Linked DNA regions of Mus musculus: all the other regions are linked to region 3. Evidence: chromatin loops called from intact Hi-C (ENCODE). Cell type or tissue: heart. All regions are shown on one strand. Region 1 overlaps Gm14009 (a long non-coding RNA gene). Region 2 holds the start of Bcl2l11 (BCL2-like 11 (apoptosis facilitator)). Region 3 overlaps Morrbid (myeloid RNA regulator of BCL2L11 induced cell death). Region 4 has its middle 75 kb from the start of Gm14009.

Region 1 (8,000 bases), 130 kb after region 3:
AGGGGTCCCATCTGGTGCTGTCAAAGAGTACTTGGGCTGTCCTCCATGTGACTCTCCATGAGGTCTGAACTTCTCCACAGCAGGAGGAGAATATCCAAAAGTGAAGAAGGACATAGAAGCTGTCAGTCCACTTAGGTCTGGACCTAGACACCTGGGATATACTTCTCTGTTATTAGAACAACCATGGGACCTGTTCAGACTGAGAAGACAAGGTTAGGGGTCAGGGACTGTTGAATGTATAAAATGGTGGCCATCTTTGAGAAATCAAGTATGCAAAGTTTTGCTATTTCCCCAATACTGTCTTGAGAAATCCAACAGAAACTTAAAAAAAAACATAATTTATTTATGTCTACTTGGGAATAAAGGTGTTTATCTGTCATTTGTTCTCTTTCACTTCTGTAGTAGCTTTGAGCAAATATAATACACAAATAGTACTGCCTCTACCAAAATAAAAAGACATAGCAACCCAGGCGGTGGGAGCTGGCCTATGAACCCAATATGGAGAAGCAGAGGCAGGAGGATGAGGAGTTCAAACTTGATATGTAACTAGCTCAAAGCCAGCCTGAGCCACCTGAGTCCCTGCCTAAAACAGCAAAATATTAGAAAAGGAAGAAGTCCACGGAGTCATGGGGAGGGAGGAGTAGGGAGACCGATCTCAAAGGTTGGCTAGGGTAGTTTAACGTCCACTGGAAAGGGGAGCCAGGGTTGCCAGAGAGGGACTGCTGCTGTTAGCATCTCGGTCACTGTCTTAATTACGGTTTTATTGCTGTGAAGGGCTACCATGACCAAGACCAAAGCAACTCTTATAAAGGAAAACATTGAATTGGGGATGGTTTACAGTTTTAGAGGTTCAGTCCAATATCATCATGGCAGGAAGCACGGCAGACTGCAGGCAGACATGGTGCTGGAGACGGAGCTAAGAGTTCTACATCTTGATCCAAAGACAGCCAGAAGAGACTGCCTTCAATTGGCAGCTAGGAGGAGGCGCTCATTCCACACTGGGTAGAGTCTGAAAATAGGAAACCTCAAAGCCCACCCCAATGACTCACTTCCTCCAAGGTCACACCTACTCCAACGAGGCCACACCTCCTAATAGTGCCCTTCTCTGTGGGCCAAGCATTCAAACACATGAGTCTGGGGGGTTGGGAGGGTGGGTAGCAGGGGTCCTATTCAAGCCATCACCACGTTCACCTTTTCATTTTGTCCTGTTTGGGACTCACAGTGTTATGTTTGGCGACTTACCCCTTAGCTGTAAACAGCTGCAGATGGACGATGCAAAGATTGTTCTTCTCTGTTCTTCTCAGGACTGAGAAAAATGAAGAATACCACCCCTCCTCCATGACAAGGAGGGAACCAGGGGTCCAGAGCAGAAAGCAGTCCAGACCACTTAAGCTGTGGCTCTGCTGGCTCCGAGGGCAGCCAGAGCTTCACTGGCCCCTTCTTGGTAACAGCTGGTGGAATGCCCCGACCTGCACAGAACAGGGAAGGGCTCCAGACCCTTCCCGTTGAGCACACATTTCGTCCAGATGTGCGGGTGGAAGCAGAGGGTGGAAATACCACCGAGGCTGACGATAATGTGTTAACCAAAACAGGAAGCCCCGAGGAAGGTGGACGAGTGGGTTTCACTTCAGCTGTGTGATTTTTATCAATACGTTTATTGTTCTAAAACTCTTCTTTTTAAAAGGTATTTTCAAAACAAGCCCAACCTCTGCTTCCCATTCTGAATTATTGTGTTGACTCTGTGCTTACATTTAGGGCAAGAGTGGAAGAAAATAAGGACACCTGGTAGAGGTGGTGAAATATCAGGTCCTTGCCTAGGAGTGGGGAACAGGGAATTTTTACTGACTGAGAGACTGTTTCCTCATGGAGAAAGGACATGGGTCCAGGACCCTGGGCAACCCAGAAAGAATTAGGATGAGCTGAGCTCTGTGGTGACAGCATGATCTCCCTTAAGTATCAAGCACCCCAGTGGCAGACATTCAAAGCTACCCTCTGCTTGAGACCCAAGCAAGTCCTGTGCATGCTCGTTGTTTCTGTGAGAAATTTGCAGAGCATGAAAATTAGACCCTCTGAAGAACAAGCTTATTAATCAGAAATTATCAGCAGCATTCTGTTGGCTTTGTTCTATGAAACAAACAAACAAACAAACAAACAAACAAACAGGAGATTTAAGTTCTTGGTCTAAATCAACCTGCTATTCGACAAGCTGCCATTGATGGTAACTCTAGGAAGAGGCTGGGCTGGATCGGCAGCCATTTTCCATTCCAGGGAGCTCTATGCAGTCATGAACAGACTGTTGTAACATGGACAACAAGTTATGGACACAGACGGGTGTTCACAGTAGAATCACAAATGGACACACAGCGATTCATCTTGAATTTCTGACAATGAAGCTGAGATTTACGATCACCTGGCTGTGCCTCCTGCAAGCCCACTGCTGCCCCCGGGGGCTCCAGCACTCACCTTTCCACGGGAGTGAAAGCTCAGAGAAAATGGCTCTTCCATTGGGTACTTAGATTCCAAAGCAAAGAAACAGCACGGCACACATTAGGAAATGTGTGATGGTCACTAGCCACACAGATGCTAAATTCCAGCCCTCCTGGAGCTGAACGGAAGTTTCAAAGTTGACTAAAATTGACTGAAGAGTCTTGTCACATTGTGTGATTTCTGCCTGGAAGGCATTTGTCCCTTGGCACTGCACATGTGGCCAACCCACTGCTGGAAGAGCCTTCTCGCTTCCTGATTCAGCCTCTGAAGTGGCTGCAGGTCAAGGCCACACCGAAGAGACTGTAGTGGGCAGCAAGCCTGACCTCAGCTTTGCCTCTCCTGCCTTCCCCAGGACTAGTCTACTGTGTGTAATGTCTAGGCTATATTGGGAGTCTGTCTTAAGTTTTAAAACAAAAAGCAAAAATGTAGCCCCCCATCTGTATGCATCTGCATTTTTTTTTTTTTTTTTGAGACAGGGTTTCTCTGTGTAGCCCTGGCTGTCCTGGAACTCACTCTGTAGGCCAGGCTGGCCTCAAACTCAGAAATCCCCCTGCCTCTGCCTCCCAAGTGTTGGGATTAAAGGCGTATGCCACCACTGCCCAGCATGTGCATGTATTCTTATACATATGTCTTCATGTGTGTACATTTTGATGCTAGGAGATCACCCACAGCTGTCACCTCTCATTTCTTCTTTTGAAGCAAAGTCTTTCACTGGGACATGGGGCTTGTCAAGTAGTGGAGTTTAGCCAGTGTGCCCAAAGACTCTACCATCTCCACATGGGAGTGACAAGTGGGTGCCACTACACCTGACTTTTCAACATCAGTATCAACTCAGATTTTTTTTAAAGATTTATTTTTATATGTAAGTACACTGTATCTGTCTTCAGATACCCCAGAAGAGGGCGTCATACCTCATTATGGATGGTTGTGAGCCACCATGTGGTTGCTGGGAATTGAACTCAGGACCTCTGGAAGAGCAAGCAGGCAGTGCTCTTAACCACTGAGCCATCTCTCCAGCCTTGGGATCTGCATTTTAATTCCCTAGGTAAATTACTGTGACAGGACCTTAGGACACCCACCTTCTCTCAGATGAAAACAAAATTAGAGTATAGCCTGGCCCAACCTTACTTCTGGACACCAGTGCTGTCCTGAGAAGAAGTGGCATCCAGAAACTGAACTGCAGAGACCAGGAGAGTCAGTTCTGGGAAGGAACCCAACAGCAGCTGCTCTAAAGTTTCCCCAACCAGGCATCTCCCTCTCAAAGCACACAGCTCTCCTATCTGGCCCCCTCAAATGAAGCCCTTTCCTTGGACCATGCAAGCTAAATGGATCCCAGTTACCCATGCCAGGGATACATCTCTGTTTAGTCTTGCCCAATACATGACCCTGCTGACAGGGCATTGATAACAGCAAGCTAGGCAACCCTGCCAAGGCCCAGCTTTGCTCTTGAACAAAATGCCTGGTTTGTCTCACAGAGAAGTAGCCATGGTCATCACTCTTCATGAGAGGACTCAACTAACCCTGGCTCTCTTTACCCACTCAGTGGACCTCAGGGGTCAAAACCAGTACCCCTGTTTGTCAGGATGAAAGTGAAGAGTAAACAGAGATGAGAAACACACAGTCTGAAGGCCATGGGGACATCATGACATCGATGTCACAATAGTTTGTGACAATTTCTTAGAAAGAACAAAAATTCCATAATTTATCCTTACTAATGCGACAAATATTTGAACACTATGTTATTACACAGGGTGGGTACAGAGAGGTTTCCCATCCCAAATGCTTTTCTCACTTACCTAATGATCTGCTTGCCCCTTGAATCCAGGTACAACTATGACACAAATGACATTCAATGACACCTGAGGCCAGGTCGTGAAGGAAGTACAGCATCCTTCTAATCTGACCGCCACATTCACACTTGACCTTCCCATACAAGGCCAGGAAGTACGCCAGCCAGTATCCCCATCCTAGATCCTACTAGGCAGCACTGGCCACCATCCTGTTAGTGACAATTGTTTGGTGACTATAGCCCAGCCACCGTCCAACTGTAACTGTACTGGAGATCGCCGAAGGACATCAGCCCCCTTCTAGCTATAACAGCTAAGCAAGCAATGGCAGGGTTTGATTACTTTAGCCTAGCAGAAGACCAGAACCTAGAGGCTAGAATGAGACGACCCGCTCACTCCATTTCCCCACTGCTCTGTGACAATTACAGAATGTAACCATTTCCGATCTACGTATATGGGATTAGGAAGAAAAGTAGATGCAGGGGTCTTTGTTGTTTTTGCTGAGGAAGAGGGAGAGGTTGACCAGTGAGAAAATATATATTTTAGCCTTGTTCAAGTTATTTTTTTTTAAATAAAAATGGAATACACAGGGCATAAAAAAGGTGTGTGTGTGTGTGTGTGTGTGTGTGTGTATGAATGTAATTGTGTTCATGTAGTCTTTAGGTGGTCAAAGCTTTCAACAAATGAGGAGAAGGAATATACAAACACACGCGCGCACACACACACACACACACACACACACACACACATAAACACACACTTGTGAGGATCTGCAGTACCATTTGAGGCCCTGGGTTTGGCTGTGTTTTTGATGTTCGCTTTTATTTTGAGACTAGGTCTCAGGGGCTCATGTCGTCCAGGTTGGCCTTGAACTTGCTATGTGGGCAAGAATGGCTTTGATCCTCTCTGTCTTTACCTCTCCAGCTCAGTGCCCAGCTTATACAGGGTTAGGACTTGAGCACAGGGTCCCGTGCATGCCAGACAAGCACTCTACTATAGGTAGAATGTCTCTAGAATGTCTCTAGGAATGTCAAGAGATTATTCTGGCTCCCTGACAATTCTCGCTGTGGCTCTGCTCCCTCCCTGGTTGCTGACTTTAAGCCCTCTTCCTCCCTTTCTCACTAGCACCTGCCTTCACTTCCTGTTATTTCCCCTGCTTCCTTCTTTGGCCCTTTTCTCCCTCTCTGTTTGGAAGGAATTCTTGCTAGGACGGTCTCAGGAATCTGCCCACAATTATGGCTCCAGTGTGACCCTGAGAGAGCTATGCTTTCTTCTCTACATAGCTCAGCAAAGCAGCCCACAGGCCTGAAGGAAGGGCTCCAACCAGCTCCCTTCTCTCCATTCAGACAGGACACCCAGGAAAGCCTGTATTCAGAGGAATGCACGATGATCTAAGGAGCCTGGCAGCTATTGTGGGGCTTCCACCTCAACTCTGCTCTGACCCTAAACCACTCAGAGTCCTCAACATAGCCCCATGTGTCACTTGCTCTGGTGGAGCACTGGTGAGGAGCTTCAGTCGGAGCAGTGGTGGGAGTAGTAGGGCATAAGCAAAGAGTTAGGGTTACAGAAGGCCTGTGGTGAACTGTTAGGTCCCACATTCCACACAATGCCATCCATGATGGTCTTGATGTTACAGAAGAGCAAACCGGAGGCTGACAAATGGTTATCTGTCCAGCCACACAACTGATGGAGAGAGAACAGAACTCATGCCTGCCCTAGCCCAGGCTCATTCCTCTACATCATACACACCTGGCTCATGGGAGGTGCCTCACAAACATGGCTGAAAAAAGACAAATGGATAAATCCATGAAAGGAGGAATGAGCCCACCAGGCACAGCCATTACTCAGGATAACCTGCAGAAGGATACAGAAGATATGACAAGAAGTGTGTCAAGCTGGGCCAGTGGGATGGGCCAGGCTGGGTCAGGCTGGAGAGAAAAGGTCATTGCAGAGGGTAGGAAGATGCCTCACCTAGGAGAAGCTGTGCCCAGAAGAGGTGGCTGCAGTGGGAACCTGGATCTTCTGCAGCAAGCCTGTGTGTGTGTGTGTGTGTGTGTGTGTGTGTGTGTGTGTGTGTGTGTGTGTGTGTAGGCTGTGGCTGGACAGGGAGAGAGGATATGGGACTGGATTAGTGAAGAACAGCTCCTACTCACTGAGCATCCTGATGCAGGCAAAGCCTCTTCCATTATGACCCTGAGAGCAGGGAGGCTTTGACTTTAAGAGAGGCTAAGAATCGGGTCACTCATTAGTAACCATTTGGGGCATAGCAGTTCATTTTCTTTCCTTTCTCCTGTGTGGCATGCATGCATGGATATGTGTGTGCTTATGTGTGTAGGCTCACATTTGTGTAGTGATTTGTATGGACATCCAAAGTTGATGTCAGATGTCTTTCATGATTACTCTCTACTTTTTTCAACTCAGAGCTGGTTGCTATGACTAGTCTAGCTAGCCAGCTTGCTCCAGGAATCCCATCTCCACCTTCTAAAAGCTGGAGTTGTGAGTGGGCTGCTTTGTGCATCTAGCATCTATATAGTGTGCTGGTTGGTTTTTGACACAGATAACTTGACACAGACATTCCTAGGAAGAAGGAAGCTCAGTTGAGGGATTGCTTCCTTCAGAATGGCTTGTAGGCAAGCCTGTGGTACATTTTGTTGACAGATGGTTGATGTGGGAAAGCCCACATCTGGTCAGCAGTCCCAGGTTACAAAAAACAAACAAACAAACAAACAAACAAACAAACAAAAAACAAGCTGAGCTAGTATGAGGAGTGTAAAATAAATTATATTTTAATAAAGATATAAATAGTAAATCAATCCCCAGTTAACCACACAGAGAAACCAAGATTTATTTCAAGCTGCACCTCAATATCTGGGTGGTTAAATGATCTATCTTTTTTTTTTTTTTTTTTTTTTTTTTGGTTTTTCGAGACAGGGTTTCTCTGTGTAGCTCTGGCTGTCCTGGAACTCACTTTGTAGACCAGGCTGGCCTCGAACTCAGAAATCCGCCTGCCTCTGCCTCCCAAGTGCTGGGATTAAAGGCGTGCACCACCACGCCCTGCTTAAATGATCTATCTTAACATCCTATGTTTATCTGGCTACTTCCTAGCCATGGCCCTGTCCTTGTGACTCCAAAGCTCCTCCCTATTCTCTCTTCTGCCCAGCCATTGGGTGATCAGCATTTATTGACAAGGCAAAGAATAAATGGTAAGAACCCTTTACACAAACTGGAGACAGGAGTCTAGACAATACTGAGGGTTGAGACAAGAAATGGGGGCAGAAAAATCAGCATTTGAATAACCTAAAGATAACCTTTAGACAGTGCACAAAAACCATTATGTCTACAAAGACAGAGGAGCAAGCCAGGAAGCAGGGTTCTTCCTTGGTTCTGCTTGTGTTCCTGCCTCCAGCTCCTGCCTCTGTCTCTGCCCTGATGACAGGCTGTAATCTGTTGAGTGACATGAACTCTGAGTTGTTTATAGTTAGTGTTTTATCACAGCAATAGAAACAAAGAGGAAGACACATGGATTCCGGATCCAAACTCTAGTCCTCATGCATGGTGCTTATGGGGCAAACATTTTAACCATTGAACTATCTCCCTGGCCTCTCAGTTCATCCTCTGTTGCCATAGCAGCAGAAGCCAGATACTGGAAGCTAAATACCCTGTAAAGCAAAGAAGTTTATTTAGTTCACAGGTTTGGAGGCTAAACTTGAAGGTCTAAACTTCCAT
Region 2 (8,000 bases), 190 kb after region 3:
TCCGGAAAGGAAATTGACCACTATGGCCAAACTGACTTGAATGGGTACAAGCAAAGTCTGGGCGCGTGTGATTTTAATACTCAAACCTCCGCAATGAACCCGCGTCAGCGAAGAGTTAAGTCTACCCGCCCGCCGCTACCGCGCGGCTACTTCTCCCGGGCCGTCTGGGTCGCCGCGACGCTTCCCGGCTGGACGCACTACCGGCACCACGAAGCGGGACCTCGGCTCCAAGCCGAGACCACGCGCCCTCCTTGCCCGCGAGAGATGCCTCAGCGGCCCCTCGTGCGGCATTGCGTCCCAACCCAGTCTTCGGCTAAGTGCCCGCAGCTTCAGTGCCGACAACCCTTCCCCAAAAGTGCCTTGGCACGCAGCGACCTCGACCCGACTCCCAGCGTTCGCCTCCTGCAGCCACGCGGGACAAACCAGTGCCTCCACCCGCACGTGCGACACCAGAGACAGATGAAGCCGCTGCGGCGCCTGTCTTCTATCCATCCCCAGCCTGCGCCCCGGGAGTCGCGGAGTGTTTACCTTGCGTTTCTCAGTCCGAGAATCAGAGTCAGACATTGGGTGGACGAGGGCCAGGGGAAGGGCGCCGAGGCGGTGGCGGCGGGAGCAGCGGAGGTGGTGTGAATCCAAGTGGAACACAGCTCGCAGAGCGGCTGCAGGAATCCGGTGACGGCGACGATGGCAAGGACCGCAGAGCTCCAACCAGCTGGTGACCCAGTGCCTGCGGGGAGCGAAGTGAAAGCAGCCTGCTCTTGAGACTCTGCGGTAGTTGAGCCCCCGCCCCCGCGCCCAATCACCGCGGGCTCCGCCCCCGTTTAGTCCGGCCCCCGGCAAGCCGGAAGGTAAGCCCCACCCCCCACGGCCCCCAGGCCGCTGGCGCGTGCAGGCTGCGACAGGTAGTGGGGAGGGTGGCCCCGCCGGCTGTCCTGCAGTTTGCGTGCGCCGCCCACCCCGGCGTGTTTACCCTAGTGTCTTGGCCTGCGGGCAGCTGCATGCTCGCCCATCCTCCACTCAGAATGTACCCGCCCCTCCCCGTCCGCCCGTGGCGGCCACCTCGCAGAGCGGAACTTAGGGGGCGCTCAGGGTACACTGCTCTGTGTCCAGCCCGGCCGCGGGCGCCAGTTGGAAGCCTCAGAAGGCGTCCCTCCGCCCTTGCTTTGCACAGCTTCTCAGCCCCAAACCATGAGGATTAGATTGGTGCAAGGATGGGCACTGGCCTTTGACTGTCCTTTCCTAGAATTCCTGACCTCCGGGGGACTCAGATCAGCAAGATGCTCACCCCTCTTCGTCTGCGCCTCAAGCGAGATTCTTCGTCGCCGCCGCCTTCTGCCTTCTGTCCTCCTTTAGGCTCTCCTTAGTGTTGTGTTTGTGTGTGTGTGCTGTTGTTGTTGTTGTGGTTTATATGTTTGTTTCCCTAGTGCCCAGTTACTTAAGAGGCAGAGGTGGTGGTGAGAAGGACAGTTGAGAGACAAGAGAAGCGGGAAGCTTCAGGGAGCGATGGGCGGGCACGACAAGCATATAAAATAGGGGAATGAGAAAGTTAGCTGGAAAAGAATAACTACAAGGAAAAGGAGGGGGGCTACCAAGGAAAGACGGTTGTGCCATGAGCGGTGTTGGGAGCCTCGAAATGTTTGGGGCTCACAGTGTACGCCAGGAACTGTCTATCCATCGGTCCGCCGATGCTGGCGACCATGGAGCAGCGGAGTTCAGGCCGAGCTGGGAAAACCATAAGGGGGTCGAAAAAAAAATCCCTTGATCTTCCTGAGGCCTTTGTGATTCCAACAGAAGTCTGGAAGTCAATGGCGCCATGTGCATCCCCACCCCCAGCCCCTTCTCTCATAGCGGCGGCCCAAAAAAGCTGCTCTGGAAATGGAACGTCCCACTCCCCACACGAGATTAAGGAAACTCTATTAATGGGCTACCCAACCTGCATCCAGGCTGGCAGTAAGTAGGACGTAGCCTTTTCTTGCAGAACAAGTGTTGCGACCTGCCGTCCCAATCAATGTTGGGCCATCTTGGTCATTTTGGTGTTTGTATGCGGATCTAACGTCACGGTGACACAGCACAGCCCCATGCTAAAGTCTAGCTTCTCAAGTGAATCCTGAGTGAGATCAAAGAAGCCATTGGTTCCCAGGGAAGCTGGGGTGTTCAAGGCAAAGCCTTGCTCCTGCTGGAGGTCAGGGGTGATCGCTACAAGAGCGCACAGGGCAAGGGCGTGGATGAAGTCAAGTACACCGCCGATCCAGGTCTGTCCTGACCAAGGTCTGTGAAGCAGTACTGTGCCTTGGCCACTCGGCATCCCACCCATGCAGCCCAATCTGCTACTGCTACTCTGGGAGTCCAAAGCCAGCAGCAAGTATTCTGCGCCCTCAGCGTGGAGCTAGGCGCCTCATACTTGGACTAGAAAAGAACCATACAGGGGTGGGAGGTGGGGGTGGGGAAGCGCTGGTGTTTCTTTGTAGGAGCAGGCTGCTCTGGAGTCTTCCGATTCTGCAACCCTGGACATGCTAAAAGAAAATATACAGGCACTGGGGAAAGCAACGGGTTGGGCTATGTGCTCTTTTTTAGGTCCTAATTAGGAAGCCGGCCTGGAGGCGGAGGCTCTTGCATCACCAGGGAACAAGGCAGTCAGGGGAGCTTCCACCAAGTGCCTCAAGTCAGGTAGCCGCGGGCCTTTGGGCCCATTCAGCTTTCTCTGGCTGTGTCGGAAGAACTCCTGGGACCGGATTTGACAGCAGAGAAGAGCAGCGTGGGAAGGGCCAGTGGGTCACTGGTGCCTTACTGAGGCTGCCAGCGGATATGGAGGGAGGGGAGCGAGTCGATGGCTAGAGATGAGAACGAAACTGGGCAACACCAAGTCAGAACACAAATGAGAAATTCATTTCCGCCTGTGTAATCTCTCCAAATTCCAAAATCACTTTATTCCAATTATTCCCCAGGCCAGCCAGCCCTACCTCTCCAAGCCGCGGGAGCATCTTTCTATTATTTATTAATCTTTGCACATCTATGCTTTTCTGAAGGGTTGGTAACAGTTTAGCGCGGAGGAGCGTTTGTCGCGCATGGTCGTGCGGTCCGGAGATCACCTACCTGGTGAGACTAGGGCGACTGCAGGCTCAAGCTCTCCGCTCTCGCCAGTGCATTTCCTCGCAAAGCTGGAGCAAGCCTGATTCACGAATCATCCCTCGCTGAACTTTTGCCCGAGCTTGGAGAGGGTGGAGCTTTCCTCCACCCCTTTTGCCTAAGGGTGTTTGATTTTTATGTTTTGATTTTTTTTTTTTTAACCCAGCGCCAGAGCTTTTCGAAGTCTCTGGGAATATGAGTCACCACTGACAGTAGAGATCTTTGGTGGCACCATGCGGTGGGCGAAGACGATTGTCTGGGGGATCCAGGGCCATGGCTGGGAGAAGTCAAGGTAAAGGCCAGGCGAGGCTACAAACCAGGCTAAGTCACTGTGATAGTGGGGTATCCATCTATGGCTCCCTCTCCCGGACAACTTGCCCTGCTCCTCGCCAGCCTTAGCTGGACCTCCTCTGCCAGACCAAAATCCCCAAGGTGGCTGCCCTGCACCTGCCACTTTGGCCTCTGCTCCAGCTCTGGCCAAATACTTGGAAGATGGGACACTAAATTTCTCGCCTGGCTCACAGCTTGGCCAGTTGAGCGCGCGCCGCATCCCGCACGAGCGGTTGCATGGGTGCCGGGTAGGCGGCCTCGGCAGCCCCGGGGTTGGGGATTCCTGTTTTTGGTGCACGGATGGTGATGTGTGGAATGTTGAAGGCAGAGATCACCTTCAGGGCGTCATCCTTCACGGACTCGCACAAATTCAGCAACTGCAAAACATGGCACAGAGGGTCAGGTCAGATGTGGGCGCAGTCAAGGAGGACTTGTCGTCTGCCCCTCAGAAGTGCAGAAAATGTGGGTTCCCCACAACACAGAAAGTTATTGTTTCTAAACAAGCTGTGACTTCTTTAAAATCTCTAAGACTCTGACCCCCAGGTCCGGTCGAAACTTAGAGGGGTTTTTCCCCCCCAACCCCCGGTAAGGGACTGAGGGTAGCGGCTCTTTGCTAAGATACTTCGGTAACTAGAGACCTAGCTCTGAGAATTAATGCTGCCTTCTCTTCATTCCTTCCTTCTTCCCGCCCTTCCTCTCCACCTCTGGAGTGCCACCCTCTGGTGCACAGAGGCAACTGACGAGAACTTCTGACTAGATGAGCCATTGAAAAGATCTGCCTCGTCTCACCAGAAGGGTGCCAACAGAGTCTGGAAGGCAGTAAGGAGGGTTTCAGAGACTGCTGCGGACCACCAAACAAACCAAGGCTCGGCGTTAATCACTTTCCGGCCTCTCCAGTTGCGCAGAATCAACGAGTGGTCCATCCACTCTGCTAGGCAGTGGAGGTCCATCAGGACAGACTTCCCAGAAGAAGGGAGGGAGGTTTCAGGACAGGGCTGTGTTTCTATTTCATTTTCTATGATTTAGATGCCAGTACCGACCCGCCCACTCATCCCTGCAAGAAGCCAAAATAAAGGATGATTTTTCTAGATCTGAACAAGGGGAGAGACCTGTTTTCCCTTCCCCTAAGCAAATTCATACTGTACTCTGACATTTGAGGTCTTCGTTAAGCTATACATGTCTTGGACTGACTGATCACAACAACCTCCAGGCTTCATAGTTTCTTTTTGTAGCTTTAAAAACACTTTTATGGGCCCAACTTTATCCTTGTGTGCTATCTATATTTTAAGACCCCCCCCCATCTGCCCTCCCCAAAAGAAAGAGGAAGAGGAGGAAGAAGTGTGAAGGGGAGTGCAATTCAAGGCCCTCTTCCTTCAAAATGCACCCCACTTCCCAGTGATTTCTAATGAAAAGCTTCGTTCTTCACACACCTTGGTTAGGCACCATCAAATAAGTTCCGAAATGACTTTGATCACATTTGCAAGATGCGACAAGACAGACTGTCACTAACCAAGATTTCCAAGTCTGTAATTAATACTCTTGACAAATCCCCAACTAATCTGTCAACTCTTGATGCTTTTTACCACACATTTCAAAACCACAAGATGGTCTACCCAGCCCCTGAACTTGCCACGTGTACTCATGTAATTATTCAAGATAATGCTCCCTGTGGGTTTCATTAAGGCAGATAGGCCAACTCTTGTCATGCAGCGGCCAATGGGGGAAACTCACTTTGAAAGAAGGCTTGTGAAAGAACACAATGTGTTTGGTTTGTCTAGTGTGAAATATAGACTTAGAGGTAGAAATTATGGAAAGTGATTTCTATTTGCTATAAGAAAGAGTTAAAAAAAAAAAGGAAAGACCAAATGCTGATGAAGAATGGTATTTCTGTGCTCCTCATTCTCCAGGAGTGAGACCCCACCACGGGTGTCAGAAAAGAGCATTGAACTGGCTAGGGAAACCAAACGTTGACTGCCAGGATAGTTTCTAAACCTCAGGCTCTGGAATAGCCTGAAGCACCCTCTGGCTTTCCCATCCTTATATCAACAGAACTCAGAATATGTAGCTGGAGGGGTGAGGTGGGGCGGGGCGGGGCTTCCACGGAGCATGCCCATTCGTCTTTTCCTATCAGGAGCATAATCTTTAACCTCCTTTTACTCCCAGTATTCGAACTGTGGTACTGTCCTGCATCAGAGACCACACAGGACTTGAAAAGCTTACGTGCATACTACACACTGCAGACAGTCATGGCCTCTTACAGCAGGAAGCTACTGCAAAGTTTCAGGGCCTCTAAAAAAAAAAAAAAAAGGCGGTTTGGGTAGGGACCTGGAGATATGGCTCAATGGTTAAGCACACTTGCTACTCTTGTAGAGGACCTGGGATCAGTCACTGACACCCACATGGTGGCTGACAGCTGTCCCTACCTCCAGTTCCAGGGGATGGAGTTCCCTCTTCAGCCCCCTCATCCTCACCCTGGGCACCAGGGACATATATAGTGAACATACATACATGTAAGCAAAAATAAATCTTAAAAATACAATCTGCATTAAAAAAAAAAAAGCTTGAATGTGGACTGGATAGATGACTCAGTGGTTACCAGCCCTTGCTCCTTCAGAGAACCCAAGTTTGTTCCCAGCACCCAGGTCAGGTGGTTCACAACTACCTGTAACACCTTTTCCGAGGGATCTATCACCCTCTTCTGGCCTCTGCAGGTGTGTGTGTGTGTCTGTGTGTAGTATGTATATGGTGCACATACAGCCTAGCAGACACACACAGAGATGTATAAGATAACAAATACAAGCCAGAAAGCAAGCAGAAGCATGGGGCATCAGGAGGCCCCGAGTGTGGATATGTGACTGTAACCCAGGGGAAGGGTTCCTGTCTCCTTTGATTCCATATGCCCACCTGCTTGCATATTTTCTTTCTTCTCTCCTGTTTGACTCTTCCAGTACTGCCTTATCCAGCCAGGAAAAGGAGGTAGCCTGGAGGCAGCAGTCTCTAAGCTTCCCACCCCCTTTCTTACTTCCATTCAGCAAGGCCCTGGCCATGTAGGAATTTGCAGGGTGTGTTTCCTGACCACTACCTGCTCTCTGTGCAAGGTTTGCCTGCTTCTGTGTGTCTTGCCTCTGTTTCCAGCTCCAGATGTTTTTGGGGGAAACCCAAGCTGAAACACATGGAGAGATGAATAGCTAGTCAAATGAGCGGCTCCTTCCCTGCTTGGACACTGTGCTATGCTCTTTATATCTGTCCCACATGGCTCATTTAGCAAGTAGAAGGTGAAAGTGAATTGCACAGGCTAGGCCTTGAAGAGGCTCTGAGGACCCTGCTCTTGTTCTCCTGTGCTGCTGATACCGCTAGCTGTCCAGCATCACCTGCTGGGGGATGGGAACCTGAGGAAGAAATGCTAAGGAGCCTAGGCCAACAGGCAGCCCCCACTGCTGATGCAGCAGGGGTCACCTCGCCTCCCCACAGCCCAGTACTGTTGTGCCCACTTGACTGCAACCCCAGGAATGATCACACATAAGATTACCCAAAGAACTTCAGCCTCACAGAAGTGGAATTAATTACTATTAATGGTTTCTGCCCAGAAATGTAAAGCAAATAAGTTTGCTATGTCAATTGTACCCCATTTTTTGAAAGGAACCCGATGGAGTCGACATCCATCTCTAGAGGACTGTTTGGTATTTCCAACAGTAATTTCCTGCCCATTATTTTCAGCCATCTTGATTGGTTCTGATGAACCTAGATATTGAGAAAACAAAACAAAACAAAACCAAAAACAAACAAACACACAAACAAAAAACAGAAGAGGAAGCAGGGCTGGGGATGGCTCAGCAGTTAAAAGTGCTTGCTGCTCTTGCAGAGGACCTGGTTTCAGTTCTCAGCACCCACATGTGGTCACAACTGCCTGTAACTTCAAATTCATAGGATCCATGTGTGCGTATATACACGGATACAGAGACATACACACACATAAATGAAAAAGAAAATAAATCATTTTAAAAAGCAAGGGAGTCTTCCAGGCTGGAGAGATGGTTCAGTTGCTGAAGTGCGTGCCACACACGAGAGGACCTGTACCGATGCTAGCAAATGGGCGGCATCAGCTAAACAGGTAAGTCTGCAGCTGACATGCCAGCCAGCTCTGGGGAGTGGAGGAGGAGGTTCCTGGGACTTGCTGGCCAGAGAGTGTGTGTGGGGTGTGTGTGTGTGTGTGTGCGTGTGCGTGTGCGTGTGCGTGTGTGTGTGTGTGTGTGTGTGTGCAGGGAGGAGGGAGAGAGAAGGAAGAAGGGAGAGGGATGGAGAGCTACTGAGGAAAACATTTATATGGACACTGGCTCCCACACGGTCCACACTTACATCCAGGCACAGACATACAAAGGAAAGGGTATTTTCAAGTAAATGAGAAAATGTGGTTTAATCCAGAGATGTGATAGGGACACAATTCAAGCTATTAGTGGAATGAAGTTTCTATATTATTTTTGTTTTCTTTTTGATACCGGGTTACACTATGTAACCCTGGCTAGCCTGGGACTTACTAGATAGAC
Region 3 (8,000 bases):
TGTCCCAGAACCTGCTCTGTAGACCAGGTGAACTCAGAGATTCACCTGCCTCTGCCTTCCAAGTGCTAGAATTCAAGGTGTGCACCACTACCCTGAGCTTTCTACATTTTTATGTCTTTGAATATCAAGTTTGCAGTGAGAAAACTGAGGCTCAGGGTGGTGGAGTCACGTGACCAAAGTCTCAAGACTCCAGAGGGGAGCTGAGCTGAGTGGTGATAAGGGCCTGTGCTTCTGAAACCAGGGCACATGGCCAGAGCAGAGTAGCAGTCGACAGTGACAAGGACACTAGTGTCACACCCAACAGTCCACTATGAAGTCACATACCTGACTCATGACACCCTAGCAATACCACCAGCCAATCCACTTCCTAACATCTAAGGATCTCCAAGGACTCCAGCAAATGGTGGTTTGGGGAGACCAAGGTCCCTAGCACAGATCTAAGAGTCTCCATTGTGGAACTTCAAAGTGTTCAGGGTTCTATCCGGGCATCCGTTTGACTGGGAATCCTTTTTTACACTGCTCCATATTTGTCCATTTCAAAAATGAGAATATACTTTGTTCACTGCCTTGATGAAATTGATTTCAGTTTAATCAGTTGCACCCTGTTTAATAGACCTGTTATAAAAGATGTGCATTTGTGTCTATCAAACCCACGTGGTCCCCTGTATTCTTTCTGAAATGTTGTCAATCCTCGTGGCTAATAAGTCTACAATAGTCCAAGAATTCCTGTCAGGCATTCACTTTTTATAAAACTCACTCAATTTTGCAATTTTGACAGTTTTTCCAGGAGTGGACTTCCCCACAATTAGTCACTTAGTCTAATTAGTCTAAGAGCAGCTCTGAAGGCGTTCAGATGTTCTGGGCTGATCACCTATTGTCATTCAGGACCTGAATAGCACCTTGCTCATCTCCCATCACCTACTGTTTCTCGCTCATGTGTATGGGGGCTGGGGGGTGTATGGTGTGTGTGTATATGTGCTTGTGCATTGTGCATGCAAATCTGTATGCCTGTGCACTCCTGTGCAAAGAGAGGAGAAGGGCCTTCAGTGTCCTTTTCTATCAAGCTCCACTTAATTCCCTTGAGACAGGTCTCACAGAGACCCTGAAACTCACCATTTTCCAGCAGGCCCCAGAGCTCCTCCCAACCCCCTCGGCCTTCTCTTCCAGGTTAAAACAAGGTCCAAGAAACACTGGGACCTTGCCCTTAGTTCCCTGACCTACACTGAGTGTGACAATGGGATTTCCCTCTAGGAGCTGTTGTGAGGACCATCGGCTACCACACCATTGTAATTAATATTGATATCATTTGTACATGATATTGAAAAGCTTTGAGGTCACAGTGTGATGATGACCTGATTAAACAGGTTTGAACATACTGGGGGTTCAAACCCAGCTATTCACGCCTATGTAACATGTCTCTACCACCAGACCCCACCCTGCTTTTTCTTTTCTTTTCTTTTCCTCTTCTTCTTCTTCTTTTTTTTTTTTTTTGGATACAGGATTCATAGTTGTCCTGCCAAAAAGAATCTCTGACTCCAAGGATGTTTTCTCAAGGGATTCCCGCCCGCACTGCCAGTTACCATCAGCAGGACTCCTGACTGCCTGACTCCACTCCATTTCTCATGGAAGCCAGAAGGTAGTGCAGGCTGTCCCCACCCCCAGGGTGACAAAGCTGTGATGAGGAGCCACCCCAGAAGAGGGAACTGGCACCTCAGCCTGAGAACTGGCCCTATGGCTAACCGAGTAGAGGAAGCTTAATTCTTTCTTTTTTAATTTTGCATTTTATTTTAAATTTTTATTATTAAAATACAACAAACATATCAATAATATTGAGTATTTTGAGAATCAAATAATATATAAAAAATTTGTTCAACTTTTATATTCATATCCTTTCATACCCTAAAAGCATCATTAATGAATATTTAATACTGTCCATAACTGAGGATTCTGTATCTAATGTTGAATACTAAATTGTTTCAAAACATACAAAATATTTCTTGGGAATTAGGCATAGTAAAAGAGCATAAAATATTAAAAATGAATCATTAAGAAATACATTCAAAAGTCCTTATATGATACCACCTGACATAGTGAGAGAGTATTTAAAACTCATTCTATATCTGTGTACATGGTCTAACAATCCGCTTATTTAAGCAAGATTATCAGTGTTTCTAGGAGAGAAATTATTTTATCAGTAAGCATATTTTAAAAATTTCAAAATAGCAAAAACTTTGAAGTTAAACATTAAGAAAATGCTAATTTTAAGCATGAGAAAAATTATTAATACTATTTCCATGGTGTTTGTAGACCATGACCGTAATATTCTCAACTGTTAATATTCAACAGACAGAATAGTTATTTTAAGATATATTTCATTGTTTTCTCTCCCTTTTCATTTCTGATTTTATTAATTTGGATTCTGAACTCTGTGCCCTCTGGTTAGTCTGGCTAATGGTTTATCTTGTTGATTTTCTCAAAGAACCAACTCCTGGTTTTGTTGATTCTTTGCCTAGTTCTTTTTGTTTCTCTTTGGTTGATTTCAGCCCTGAGTTTGATTAGGAAACTTAATTCTTAGAGAGGCGCCTTCCCCACTACGCCTGTTGCTACTAGAGAGGCAACTCTTCCCTTTCCACAGAGCCCCTGACAGACCTGAGGAGAGTGGGTGCCAGTGAGTCCTGAGTCTCCTGCACAGTCCCTGCCTTCCCTTTATCTGCAGCCTGGGCATTCTTGACTCTTGTCTGACATCTCCCACCCCCTTCACAGTCTAAGAGTTGGTAATTAATTAGCCTTGACCTTAACCTTTGACACCACCCAGCCATCCAGATGGGTTATCCACACCTGGTAACTGACCTGGGGTCACCCCTCCACTCTGCCCAGCTGCCGCCCTACTGGGCTGAATTTTATGTTTGCTTGTCTTTCTCTGAATCAGATTTTTTTCTGGTCACTTACTATAGCTGACAGCTCCATGCTGGCATCACTCTTCAGTCTGAAACCTACAGCTTTTTTTCCTCCCTTACTCTGATATACTTTCTTCATTTGCTTTTCCCATTGGGCCCAAGAATGGAGATCAGGGTGTGCTGTCTTTGAATCAAGGTGGAAATGTGTCTACAGAGTCCCCTCCCTGCCCCGGGTATCCTGAGCTACTGAGCTAAGCAATGTGGTAAAGGATTCTGTCCTGGGCTGACCCAGGCTCTACAGCTAGCAATACAGATTCCCCTTGACCCCAGGGTTTCCTCCAGGGAGCCCAGCATCCTCCCTATGAGCTGCTCCTCCTGCTCACATTCTTTAGCTGATGCTTTTGTGCTGGGTTCTATCCTTGTGGTTTTCTGCATTTATTGGGGGCTTTCTGCATTCCTCGCTCTGAGGTTGCCATTTGAACAGCTCTCTGGTCACCCTGGCTAGAATTCGGCAGCTCTTCTCCCATGTTGGCTGGTACACCCTGCTTCCTGCCAGGACCCTGCTGCTCTCGGGGTGGATCTGGGCTAAGCTCCAGAAGACACAATTCCCAGCTCTGACTCCATCCACATGCCCAGATGTTCCTCTGCTCATTTCTCCTCTCTTCTCTTCCAAAGCCAGGGAGCATCTTGAGTGAGAGAAGGCACAAGCGGGTCCACAGCACTCATTCGGTCCATTTCCTCTCAAAAACTTTGTAGCAAACACAAGGGTGGGCGTGGAGAGCAGATTCCTCCCAACTTGGAGGGGCCTCACAAGCCAGCGCTGCAGGCCTTCACTCCCATATCATCTCTGACCATTTGGTAGTGACTGACCTGGCTACGACATCTGTGCTTAAGAAGAGTGTGCAATGAGGGATTCTCAGTGCCTTTGGAGCTCAATATTTTACTGGTCTATAAGCAACCTGCTACTTACGTTCCAAGCTGAGAACCTAGCCGCCACACATACAGCAGTGTGTTCGAAGCCACAGTTGAGCAGGGCAGATCTGAGGATGAAATCCAGGTTGTCCAGCCTTTCCTACTGGTGTCTTTAAAGCTGAAAGCTGGTCTCTTAGGAGGTCAGATGACTGCCTGCCTCCCAGTCTGTGTCTATTGCTAGCTACCCGGAGTGCAGGAAAGGGGGAGAGGTGGGCTGGATAGGGCAGACAGGGTATGAAGGCAGAACACAAATAGAAGCTGCAGGAGGAGCCAGCACACTGGGTGTGAACCTTGGAGACACAGCAGAGCCAGAGATCAGAGCCCCTGGGAATGCCAGTTGGGGTGGGGGTGGGGGGTGTGGTGAGGTGGGGTGGGGGGCTGCCGAAACTGCTGCTGGGGGTGGGGGTGGGGGGTGGAAGGATATTTCACGGGGCCAGAGAAAAGGAGTCCATTGGCCTTAGTAAAGGGACAACATCTTGTTTTATTAAAAGCCTGTTGCTGGCTGGATAAGCCGTCTGCCTGCTGAGTGGGCAGGGGCCCAATATTACTGTGGCTAATTCGGAGCCAGTGTTGGAGAGCTGACATCAAACCAGGAAACGCTCGCGCGCGCGGCTCTCTCCCTCTCCGGCTCTCCCTCTCCCTCCCTCCGCCTCCTCTTCTCTCATTCTTGAGCTTGAATCTACTGTGCATGATATGTGTGCATGTGTGTCCGTGTGTCTCTCTGTGTGTGACATTATGTACACTTGCTGGGAGTTCACCCCATGGCTCCCTCCTCCTCTTCCTGTCCTCTACTCCCTCTGCCAAGCACCCCAGCCCCACCTTTGCCCCTGGCCTCCTCAGTCTCCGCCCCCAGAAGACTTGAACAGAGAAGACCCAGACTATGGCCTGGGGTTATTTACTGAGACGCCTGGGGAGGAAAGTTTCGAAATGACCAAACCCACCCCTTTCCAGATCTCCATTTGTAGGTTAAAAGAAAAAGTAAAGGAAGTCATTTCAAAAGAAACCAGGAGGAAAGCGGCTCTCTTCGGCAGCATGTGTGATTATTATTAATATTAGACTTGTTTAAGGCAAGGGAAAAATGTAAAATGGCTTTTTTCCTGTTTTTATCGTAGTTTTTTGTTGTTGTTGGTTTTGTTTTTTGTTTTTTTGTTTTTTTGTTTTTTTTTTTCCTTTTTTCTTCTACTGTCTTGGGAGTCAGAAGGGCAAACAGTAATTTCAGAGTAAGATGGAAGCCATCATCTCCTTAGTTCATGTGATGTCTTTCTGGGAATTGGGAGAGTGAATGAGTTTCATGTAAACGCCTATAATCACTTTTCCTGCTAAGGTTTTAGAGGACTCTGAGTCTCCCAATTTGCTGTAACTTAAAGTCACCCAAATTGCTTCCACTTTTACCAAAAAAAAAAAAAAAAAAAAAAAAATTAATTATTTATCCAGATTTTAAGCTGTAAAAAAAAAATAAATGAAAAAGTTTTTTTCACTGGTTGGTTGTCTGAGGTGACTTATTTAATTCTTTGATAAGGTTAAAGCAAATTGCCCCTATATAAAATAGAATATGATAATTTATTGGCATCTCTGTAACCCTGCTTTCAAACAATAAACTTTGAATGAAGAGCCAGAAAGGTATAAATGTCTTTAAATTAATAATTTTAATGTATCATTCACAGAGATAAGGGGATTCCAAGACAAGAGAAACATAAAGTGTACCTGACAATATCTTACTACATGTTGCAAGCAAGAAGGCATATTGTGTGTATTATGTATGTATGTGCATGTGTATGCGTTTTTGTTTATGTATGTACATGTGTGTATATGTGCATGTGTGTGTATGCATAGTTGGTATAATTTCACTATGCTGAGGTTATCATACAAAATTCATGCACTGATTCCTAACCACAGTCCTAAGCCTGTCTCCCTAAGGCTACTCACCCATTTGACATATCTTAGAAGGTCGTTTTCTGTCTTTGACAGAAGTCTCCGATTTGACGGTCAGGATCCCGGAGAAGACTCTCCAGCCACAGGGCTGATCATGGTGGCTTCTCTCCAGATGGGTGAAGTAGAGCATTGCTTTTGGACTCTGCTTATATACTGGCCAGTGGGAGCCATGGGATTCTAGGCTTATGCCTGGTTAGCTTGAGTAAATGATGGGACTGAGTTCTGGTGAACAGGTATAGCCTTGGGTGTAGTGGGATGCTGACTAAGCTATTTTCACATGTCTAAACAGTATTTTTTTTTAAACTATGCTTCTTATACTTCATATTTGAATATTCCGTTTTTTAAGAGGGACGGGGAGATAGCTCTGTGGTTAATAATGCCTGTTGCCAAGACCAATGGCCTGGAATTGGTGTGTGTGTGTGTGTGTGTGTGTGTGTGTGCACTTTTATATTATTTATCACATATAAATCATCATATTGATATAAACCTAAATCAGGTAAACACACAGCTTTTTCTATACGTATCAATACTTTATAAATTAACTTCATGGAAGTCTTTAAAATTATAGGGACAAGTAAACATGGCACAGAAAAGAGAACAGTGTGGCACATTAAATCCAGCCTACCTTTTCTAAACTTTGTCTGTGAGGTTAAAAAATGTTCAACAAATCTGATTTTTCCCTGTCCTCTAGTTACCAAAGAGAAAGATAATGAGAAGATTACTGTGGTAAGGGAACGCACAAGAGGCAGAATCCACCCCCACCCCAGCGGGGCATGGGGGCTCTATCAGCTGGCAGGGTGTGTTTTTCTAGAATGTCTTTGCTGGTTGATTTAAACCACTAACTCCAAGTTTTTAATATAGCACTTTCCGTGAGTCACTGGGCAGAAAGCCCATCCCAAGGCAGGCAAGAGTCCAAGACAGAAACAAGCAGGATCCAGCTACAAGCTGGATAGCACAGCTAAACATTCATAATTAAGAAAGCTCCAGTCACTCTGAGATTGCCTCCTTCTTGATAAAAGAAGGAAAACGTTATTGAAAACCAGGGTGAGGGAAGGGAACCTCCGAGAAAATGCTGACCAGCAGCAATGCTAACAATCAACTTGGTGTCCAGGGGAGGAGTGGCAAGCTGCTTAGCTCTTCAAAGGGAACTCAGCATCCTGCGGACTCAGTGCAGGGCAGGTGCACACAAGTGCAGGAGGCCGACCGGTCCCTTCTGAGAAAGCAGAAGGTGGGGGTGGGATCACAGGAGGCCCCGGTGAACAAATTTTTTCTGCGTGGAAAATCACTCAGGGAGCAAAACATGTCCAAGCCTTAAGAACAAGCTGTGCTGACTTCCGGATCTGGACCAAAGCAATGCAGATGCTTTCTCCTTCCCTTATAAACTACAAAGAACTGTTCTGGAAGTCGGTCAACAGACAGCGATAAGAGCTTGAAAGCCGAGAGGAAAAGAGGATGTGCTGGCAAGAAACATCAGGAGTTGAGAAACAGCGCTATGGTGGATGTGTTCTCTGGCATTCCTTCTTCTTTCCCATTCAACCTGGCCTGGCTCAAGAGAGGTCTGCAGTGGGAATCACTAAAAGACTCAGATAAGAGCACCCTCAGAGACATCCTTTTCTCTCTGGCTAAAGTCCATGCAAGGAGAGCCCAAATAAAGACCCAGTCATATAGGCTTCTGTCCCTTTCTTAGAATCCAAGGTCCCTCTAGTCTGATCTGCCAGCAGCAGCAGCAGCAGCAGCAATGCCACCACCACATCTGGTTACAGCTGGGACATCAGCAGGTGATCTGTCACCCACAGCAAGGAACAGTGAAGTCCTGAATCTTCCTGACTGCATTCTGGCATTATAAAGCTAGGCCTCACAGCCATTTTCCACACTTCCCACTCCATATTTTCCAACAGCAGCAACATCACTAAGGAAGTAATAAATATATTCTAAGAAAAGTATAATGAAATCAAACAGAACTTTTGAGAAACATCAAGAAACATACAGAAAGGCCAGAGAAAACAGAACACTAGACACAGAAAGAACAAATCCATAAGGAAATGTCAGACTTAGCCCAGGTCAATAATTATCATGAAGGCAAACAGTTTAAACATACCTATTTAAAATGCAGAGATTGGTAGAGTGGTTTTAAAAAGATGACCCACCTATATGCTACTTCCAAGAGACTCATGTCAAATTCACAGATGTAAGTAACTC
Region 4 (8,000 bases), 68 kb after region 3:
GGTGACAGGAGTGTGAAGACACTGGACACATTGTATCTGCAGTGGGAACTGGGAAGAGTGGATGCTAGGGCTCTGCTGGTTTTGGTTTCTTCTCTTACTACTTTTTGTTCACTCTAGGACCCCAGTTCATGGAAGAGAGCTGTCCACTTTGAAAGTGGTCTTCTTCCCCAGTTAAACTTCTCTGATCACGGGTTCTACTCTCTGGCACATCCAGAGGTGTGTCTCCTAGGTGATTCTCAGACACAGAGGTGTGTCTTCTCAGTGATTGTAAATCTTGTCAAGTTGACAATCAACATTAACGCAATCCCATTTTCCAAGGTGTGACACAGGGAAAGGGTTCTCTTCTCTATTCACACAAAAGCACCTTGCAGGCTGTGCCCACAGTCTGGTCCCAAATGCCTTACTCTATATTCTCTACTGGCCACAATGGACTTCCTAGCTCATGAAGACCAATCCAGGAGAGCTGAGGAAAAGTGGATGCTGAAACATGATGGTTCAGATGTTTCCATTTACAGGGGTGTGTGTGTGCATATGTCTGTGCATGTGTGTGTGTATGTATGTGTGTGTGTATGTGTGCATGTGTATGTGTGTGCATGTGTGTGTGCATGTGTGTGTACATGTGTGTGCATGTGTGTGTATGTATGTGTGTGCGTGCATGTGTGTGTATGTGTGTACGTGTGTGTGTGCATTTGTATTGTGTGCATGTGTATGTGTGCATGTGTGCATTTAAGTGGATGGATGCTGATGGCTAATGTATTCAGCTTTGAAAGATAGTAACTACCTAACTGGAGCTACTTTAGACAGGAAATTCCATTGGTTACAACTCTAGATACAATTGCTTACAGAATACAAGGATTTTCCTCTCCACCCACTTAATCCTGTAGAGAGCCTATTTTTATTTTCTTCTCTTGCAGATGAGGAAATAGAGGCTTCCAGAGGTGAAGGGATTGGCCCCAGGCCACTGCAGTTAGCGCTACTCCAATTAACAGCTGTTGTCCTTGTCTACTCGGAGCACTTCACACATTTGTTCATTAATCTCATCCCTTGAGACAGTTGCTGCCACTCTTTCCCGCCCTAACGGGAGGTTCAGAGAGAGCACAGATGTGGGATTCTACTGTCCTCTGTTCTCATGTGCTGACAGCTTTGCCTCCTGGTACCTGAGCTGAGATATGCAGGGTGCCTCATTGGGAAACTCCAAAGCCTCCGTACCTACCAGTGTGGCTCCAAGCAGAGGATTCTGTGTCATTTCAGCAAGACAGACCTGTTCTACACCCTGCTCTGCTAGGGTCTAGGTAGGACGAGCCAGGACTAGAGGAATGGACTGTTGCTTACCCTTCAGTGCCTCCTGTGTTTCCTATGGGACAAGAGCACAGCCTAGTCACTGTGTCCTGGCTGAGGGTCCCAGTGAAGGGACCCACAGATGGGACTCCTAGCTGGTGCCTCGGACTCAGCAGAAGATGGAGACCGGCTCTTCTGCCATTCCAGGCAGAGAAGACAGCACTCTAGGAGCAACCCAGGCCTGCATACTGAGCTACTGCAGAGCCAGACTGGGATGGACTGGTGGACACAGCTAGGCTCAGGACATTCATATACCCAGTAGTGTGGCAGGTTCTTGCCTGCTTACCTCTTGGGAGTACAGTATTTGGTATAGACTAGCACTGCCCAGGAAGGCCCTGAATATCAGAGACTGACAGAAAGAAAGGAAGACGGGAGGGACAGAGAGGAAAAGGAGATGGGAGATGGAGGAAGGGGAAAGGAGCAGAAAGAAAGGCTCCTTCTCCATCTGAACAGGCAGAGGTCACTGTAGAGGAGTTGTGCAGACCCGAGTGGGGCAGGAGGATGGATGTCTCCCATATTTTGCAGATTCTCAGGTCAGAGGAGCCTCCCAGGGTTCTAGTGTGTAGATAAAACATGAGTTAAATACATGGTGAAGGGAGCCAGAGACAAGCTCAATTAGTAAAAGGCTCAGGCCCCAGGTCCCATGTAAGGAAATCCCAGTGTGCTGCCTTTCTTCGCTCATAATCCCAGCACCAAGAAGGTGGAGACAGGAGAATTCCTGGAACTTCACTTGCTGGCCAGTCTGTCTATCAGAATCAGCAAGGCCCATGCCAACTAAATGATCTCTCTCAAGATTTTTAAAAAAACAAACAAACAAGCAAACCCAGAGGCTTGGTTCTTGAGATGTAACTCCCGAGGCTGGACTGTCTTCCACGTGCATTTGTATATATGTGCACATATACAAATAAATACAAGCAGAAAAAAATATCTACAAAAGCAGACGTCAGGCTCTGCCTGCTCTTTTCATGGTGGGCCCCTCCTATTCGCACCTCCCAAGGGTGGGGATGACAGACATACATAGCAAAGCCCAGTTTATGCCGTGCTAGGGAGCAAAGCATAGGCTCTGTGCATGCTGAGCAGAAACACGACTAATGAAGCCATAGCCTCAGCCCCACTTCCTTTATTATGATTGCATCATGTGTATTATTTCCAGAAAATTAAAAACTAGAGCAAAATAAAAGGAGAAAATTAAATCCAGCTAAAATCTAACTATTGCAACTCATAGTGGTGTGCTGCCCAGTAACTCTCCAGTGTGTCTATATCTACACCATTGCTTATGCCTGAGTTGTGTATATTTCAGTCATCCATCCATTTATACATGTATACGCATCCATGAAGAAGATCATGCATATGTATATGCAGTTATACATAGTATCATATATGTGCATATGTGTTTGTGAGGTTGCCCTTGGCATCTATAGGGGACTGCTTCCTGGAGCGTCTAACCTCTCAGATGCCCAAATCTTATAAGTGCTCAAGCCCCTCATATAAACTGATTCAGTATTTGCAATGGACCTGCATATACCATCCTATAAAATTTAAACAGTCCTCAGTTAACTTAGATGTTGTGTTAGTAGTTGTATCATTTAGGAAAAATATCTGTCGTTGTTAAATACAAATGCAGTTACAACAAATATTTTTTGTTCGTGATTCGTTTAGTCTGGGGTTGTAGGATCCTTGGTTACTGGGGGCTGGCTGTATACAGATAATATACATATGAATAATGAGTCTATATATTATGAAGTTATTGGCACACTGGCTTGTAAGCTCAATTTTCTGCTTACTAATGGATTCTGAGTACTCAAGGCTTCCCACAGAGTGAGTACTATTTGTCAGTGCCAACAGAGCCTCCAATGGCCCCTCATGCCCCACACAAAGAGTATTGTGGGTATTGAACCCTTCTGCTCTGGCGCGCTTCCCGAGCCATGAGGGGCCGAGCCTGCAAACACAGCCCCATGGGATGGCACAGGCTGAGCCAAAGGATCTGACAGTTCCAGATAACGGAGTGCAGAGCAACACTGTGGCCAGTGGCCAGCGAGCAGAAGAATCAGAGCTGGAAAGCAGACAGCAGGCCAAGGCCAGGTCTGCCAGCAGAGAGTCGGGGCAGCTAGGCGGCCTGCTGTCTGGCCTGGCTGTTCAGTCCTCACCCAAGATCCAGCCTGCTGAGCCAGGCTTGGAAGGGCAGATTCCTCATCCCTCCACCAGGGCCACCAAGAGAACACAGATCGGAGAAGAGTCCGGCCTGGAGCCAGAGTATCCAGAGGGGAGAATATTCTCATTATATCTTACAGTTTTATAGTCGGGGTGGAAGAATGTAACAAGAGACCCCCACTATGTATTTTTTTTTTAAAAATACGTTTCACTGGGGGTCACTGCCTCAGGACTACAATACATAGTCTCTTCTGTTACTGTGGTAGCCAGGATATAGAAGTAGCCATTCCCATCTGTCGCCAGGTCAGAAGAGTTACAAAGTGCTCTCACATATATTCTCTCTTAGCCTGATGTTTGAAATATCTGCTTGGTACTCCTGGCTCCTCATTGGTCACTCAGCCTTTAGCGTTCTTTTACAGAGGCCTCTTCATGTTCTCTACGTCATCCTGAATGTCCCTTGTGCATAGGACCCATAGACTTAGGATTAATGGTTACTCATTTTCTTTTGAGAATACAAAAACTGGTCCTATTTACGTCTTGCCTGTCTTATCCGTGTCGTATGCCCAGAAAAGTGCTTTCAACTAGAGTGTGAATGTCCCCAACTCTCCCTGAAGTCTTCTGGATAATTTCTTGAGGAATTTCTAGAAACTATCATGACTGCCATTGACTGAGCCCATTCTATTCACTAGTCTATGTCAAACCTTGACATTCATGGGTCACTTAAATTTCAGGTAGATGTCCAGGCATAGCACAAATTAAAATAAAACTAAGTACAATAAAATAACAATAAAAATGGAAAAGCAATAATACAAACCAATAATAATAATAATAATAAGTTGTATGGATTTAAGATGAGAAACAAAACAGTTCTCATGTAAGTGTACATAATAATTTTCATACTACAGAATCTGTATTTTGAGTGGTAGTCTTAGCCCAGTGCTGCCCTATGTAAGTAACTTCTAGGTTCAGTTTTATACACAAAGGAACTGAGGCTTCAAGGGGTCAGAAGCCTTTCCCGTGGTGCTGCTGTTGGACAGCGGCTACCTGACTTCAAAGTCCCTCTATACCTCCGGAATCACAGAAGTGCCTTTACCTGTTCAGAGGAGGGGTGATGGGTGGGAGCAAGAAAAGACTGGTCTACACGACAGACTGCATTTTCTCGTGTTTTCCTTATTGTGTCTGAGGAAAGAGAAGGGAGTGCGCAATCTGAACTCCTCACGGAATAAATGTCAGATGCATAAGTCTGCATTCTGTGCCTAGAACCGACCACCCGAGAGTGGGTGATTTGTAAAGAAATGCATTGTTATTTGGACTCACTGTTCTGAAGTCTGGGAAGTCCAGATGCATGACACCAGAATCTGTCTGACTTCCCTTGTGGTTTTTGTGCAGTTTCAACTCATGGGAGGACTCAGAAGGGTAAGCAGGCACAGGCACAAGAGGACACAAAGGGGCAACCTCATCTAATGACAGCCCCCTCCTGCACTAACTACCCCAGTCCTGTGATGACAAGCGTTCACTCCCATGAGAGAATCCGCACTGCTTTCAGAAGGTGCCGCCCACAAACACTTGTCCCCCAAGACTACAAACAGAGGATTTGCACTGCAGTGTGAGTTTTAGTGAAGCTGTACTGTGTTTGAACCTATGTAGACAGACAGAGTGAAAACTGGGTTGGCATTTGTTCTGTTAGGTGCCAGAGACACACCCTGAGGGTTAACAGAAGTTTCTTCCTCAAAAATGTGAACATCATGGGGTCTGTCCCAGTTTCAGCTCTGTTACAGTGCTCTGACAGAGAAGCTTAAGGAAGGATAGAACTACTTCTGGGTCATCCATGAGGGAAGTCAGGACAGGAACTTGAAGCAAAAACCATGGAGGAATGCCACTTGTTGTCAGGAGCTCCTCTTTAGGTAGCCTTCTTATATTGTCCTCAGTCACCATGAATACCACTCACTGTGAGCTGGCCCCTCCTCCATCACCTCACAGTGAAAACGAGCTCCCATACTTACACCCACAGACCCATGTGATTCGGCCAGTTCCTCAGTGGAGGCTTTCCTCCAAGATGATCTCAGGCTGCTATGTCAACTTGACAATTAATGCTAAAAAGGGCAGGTTCAAGGTTCAACCGGCAAAATAGGAGGGATTTGTAAAGAAATGGCCTTCACCGAGTCAACTTGGAAACACTAGCATGCCGACGTCACGTTAAGGCTGCCATGATCCATAGCTTCCTCCAGCCTTGTGCTTACTCCACGGTGCTGGTTCTAACTGTCACTCTCCTGGATGCCCACAGGGGCTAGACTCTGTTCCTGGTGGGATTCCAGGACCCAGCACAAGCCAGGGGAGGATATGCAATGGGCCTCCAGACCACGCAGTCTACAGATTTCTCCTCCAGAGACAGCTAGAGGCCTTCTCTCCTGCCCTTGGAACCTCACTAGGGGTCTTGAGATGAAAAATGAGAAGTGTGTTTGTGTGTACCTGTGTGTGTACATGTGTATGTGCTATAAATGTTTGATGTGATGGATGTTTGGCCCAGGGAGTGGTACTATTAGGAGGTATGGCCTTGTTGGATGAAGTGTATCACCATGGTAGTAGGCTTTGAGACCTTCCTCCTAGCTGCCTGAGGAGTCAGTCTTCTTCTTGTTTGCCTTTGGAACAAGATGTAGAACTCTCAGCTCTTCCAGTTCCATGACTGCCTAGATACTGCCATCCTCCTGCCTTGATAATAATGGACTGAAACTCAGAACCTGTAAGCCAGCCTCAATTAAATGCTGTCCCCTATAAGAGTTGCCAAGGTCAGGATGTCTTCACATCAATGAAACCCTGACTAAGGCACTTGAGTATATGTGTGTGCATGGGTGCATTGGAAGATCGAGGTTGACATCAGGGGTCTTCCTCATTCCCCACCTTATTCATTAAGGAGGGGTCTTTCATGTGAGCCCAGAGCTCCCAGATAGAGGTTTGTCTAGCTAGCTGGCTTACTCCAGGGATCCCTGTCTTTGCCTTCTGAATGCAGGAGTTAGTTACAGGTCACCATGACATTTGTGTGGGTTCTGGGAATCCCAACCCCGGACCTCATGCCTCCAACAGCAAACACGTGATCCACTCAACTGTCTCGCAGCCCCTGCAGTGAGCATTCTTATGGGTGGCTTCAAGGTCTCTGTGAAATGGAACACAGTGCAGAAGGACACGGGTCCAAGTCTTACAAATAACACTAGAGAAACCAAATTGTCTTCAGTGAAAGAAATTGACACCTGTTCACCGGAAGGCTCGAGTGGATGTTATTTAATAACCTGATGATCTTTTCTGCTCTGGGGAGCCTCACCTGAATCCCCTAGACTCCTGACTGTTGTTTCTCGGTCGATAGAAGCCATCCCCATGAAAGAGGCCCCATGTACTGTGCAGAAGAAGTTATGCTTATTCCAAGGCTTTAATGCAAGTGTTGCTTCTCTGTCAGCAGAGCCCATCCTTAGACTTATTGCAAACCCTTCCTGCCTAGGCCTTATCCGAGCATTGTTTCACAGTCAACAGAGCCCACTCTTGAGGAAGAGTTCATAGGTGACAGAGTTTTCAGTGTAGCCATGCCTTAAGCTTTATTGTGATAATTGTCAGGAGGAAACTTTCTTCCAAAGTTTTACTGTGTTTAAATCTGTAAAAAACAAAAAAAAACAAAACAAAACAGCGCAGGGTCAGACTCGGGAAGTTTGAACCAGCCTGGCTAAGGAAGCTGTGCTGAAGAGAGTTTCATTCTTGCCTCTCCAAGGATATTTCACTGCTGGCTGTGACTCTTGAAGGGACCTCCACAATACAGGGAGTTGGACAAAGTGGCCTCCACCCTGGTCTGTGGCAGCAGTTACATAGACCAGGAAGACCACAGAGAAGACTCTGTCTATCCGGGACCCTATTTGTGATGACCAGCCAGGGCTGTCTGGACCTCTTGGCCGGGCTTCCTAAGCAGTCTCCTAGTTCCTTCATTTGTTGCCCCACCCTCACATCAGGGAACCTGGGGCTCCCTTTTAGCCTCCCTACATCTCCCTAAAGTCCAGCCAGCACCACTGGTTCTTGTAGGGAGCACCCAGCACTCCAGGTCGCAGAGCAGCTAGACCCCATGAGGACAGCAGCTTTGCTCTTTGTCAGCCTGCTGGAGGCCCAGAGATTCCAGTCTCACCAGGTTCCTTTGTCTAGTCTGTTTGTCCCAGAGGTACACAGCAGGCACTCGGATGATGTCATTTAGGACAAACCCTTTGCAGGCAACAACAGCGTTTAAAGCCTGAGAAGAAACACCCCCTCCCCTCTGTCCTCCCCTCCCCCTCTGTTCTTCCCTCCCAACTCTTCCTTTCTGCTTTATCTGCACCAAAATTCACTCTCAAGGAAGACGTTCTGTCCTAAGAAGAAACAGTTGGATAGCAGTGTGAACAAGAAATAAAAATTAAATGTTAACAATCCCTGTTAGCATCCTGTGGCTGGCTCAGTGTCCATTGTCAGTGATCCGCTGGGTTTTTTATGTAATTTCTTCTCTA

What was found. Peaks named below come from ENCODE experiments on the same cell type or tissue, not always from the same donor. Only the 100,000 strongest peaks of a DNase experiment are listed, where the experiment ranks them.
Region 1: a loop joins it to region 3, with 2.0 times the contacts of the local background. A loop is called at or near these places in 3 of 42 quality-filtered maps.
Region 2: it touches region 3 in a loop (3-fold over the local background); 9 of 42 quality-filtered maps call a loop at or near these places.
Region 4: it touches region 3 in a loop (4-fold over the local background); 2 of 42 quality-filtered maps call a loop at or near these places.

Annotation. Positions count from the first base shown.
Region 1 is chr2:128,183,419-128,191,418 of GRCm38, reverse strand. All of the region lies in intron 1 of Gm14009 (a long non-coding RNA gene), which reads right to left. Among named protein-coding and RNA genes, the nearest start is that of Gm14009, 18 kb to the right of the region's middle. In heart, no CTCF peak of the experiment used is centred here; a DNase peak (open chromatin) is centred at 3,838; H3K27ac peaks cover 806 bases.
Region 2 is chr2:128,118,781-128,126,780 of GRCm38, reverse strand. It overlaps Acoxl (acyl-Coenzyme A oxidase-like), which reads right to left. Exons shown (of 18, transcript NM_028765.3): 18 at 2,888-3,833. The coding sequence ends at 3,645. Bcl2l11 (BCL2-like 11 (apoptosis facilitator)) reads right to left here and starts at 743. Exons shown (of 4, transcript NM_207680.2): 1 at 529-743. In heart, CTCF peaks have their summits at 856, 1,075, 3,489 (motif pointing left) and 4,173 (motif pointing left); DNase peaks (open chromatin) are centred at 870, 2,710, 3,610, 4,180 and 1 weaker place; H3K4me3 peaks cover 4,407 bases; H3K27ac peaks cover 3,855 bases; H3K27me3 peaks cover 701 bases.
Region 3 is chr2:128,308,946-128,316,945 of GRCm38, reverse strand. The region is part of intron 2 of Morrbid (myeloid RNA regulator of BCL2L11 induced cell death); the gene reads left to right. Among named protein-coding and RNA genes, the nearest start is that of Gm14010, 110 kb to the left of the region's middle. In heart, no CTCF peak of the experiment used is centred here; DNase peaks (open chromatin) are centred at 4,135, 4,455, 6,685, 7,115 and 2 weaker places; H3K4me3 peaks cover 1,288 bases; H3K27ac peaks cover 2,725 bases.
Region 4 is chr2:128,241,132-128,249,131 of GRCm38, reverse strand. No RefSeq gene overlaps it. Among named protein-coding and RNA genes, the nearest start is that of Gm14009, 75 kb to the right of the region's middle. In heart, a CTCF peak has its summit at 3,537; DNase peaks (open chromatin) are centred at 971 and 3,361; H3K27ac peaks cover 1,171 bases.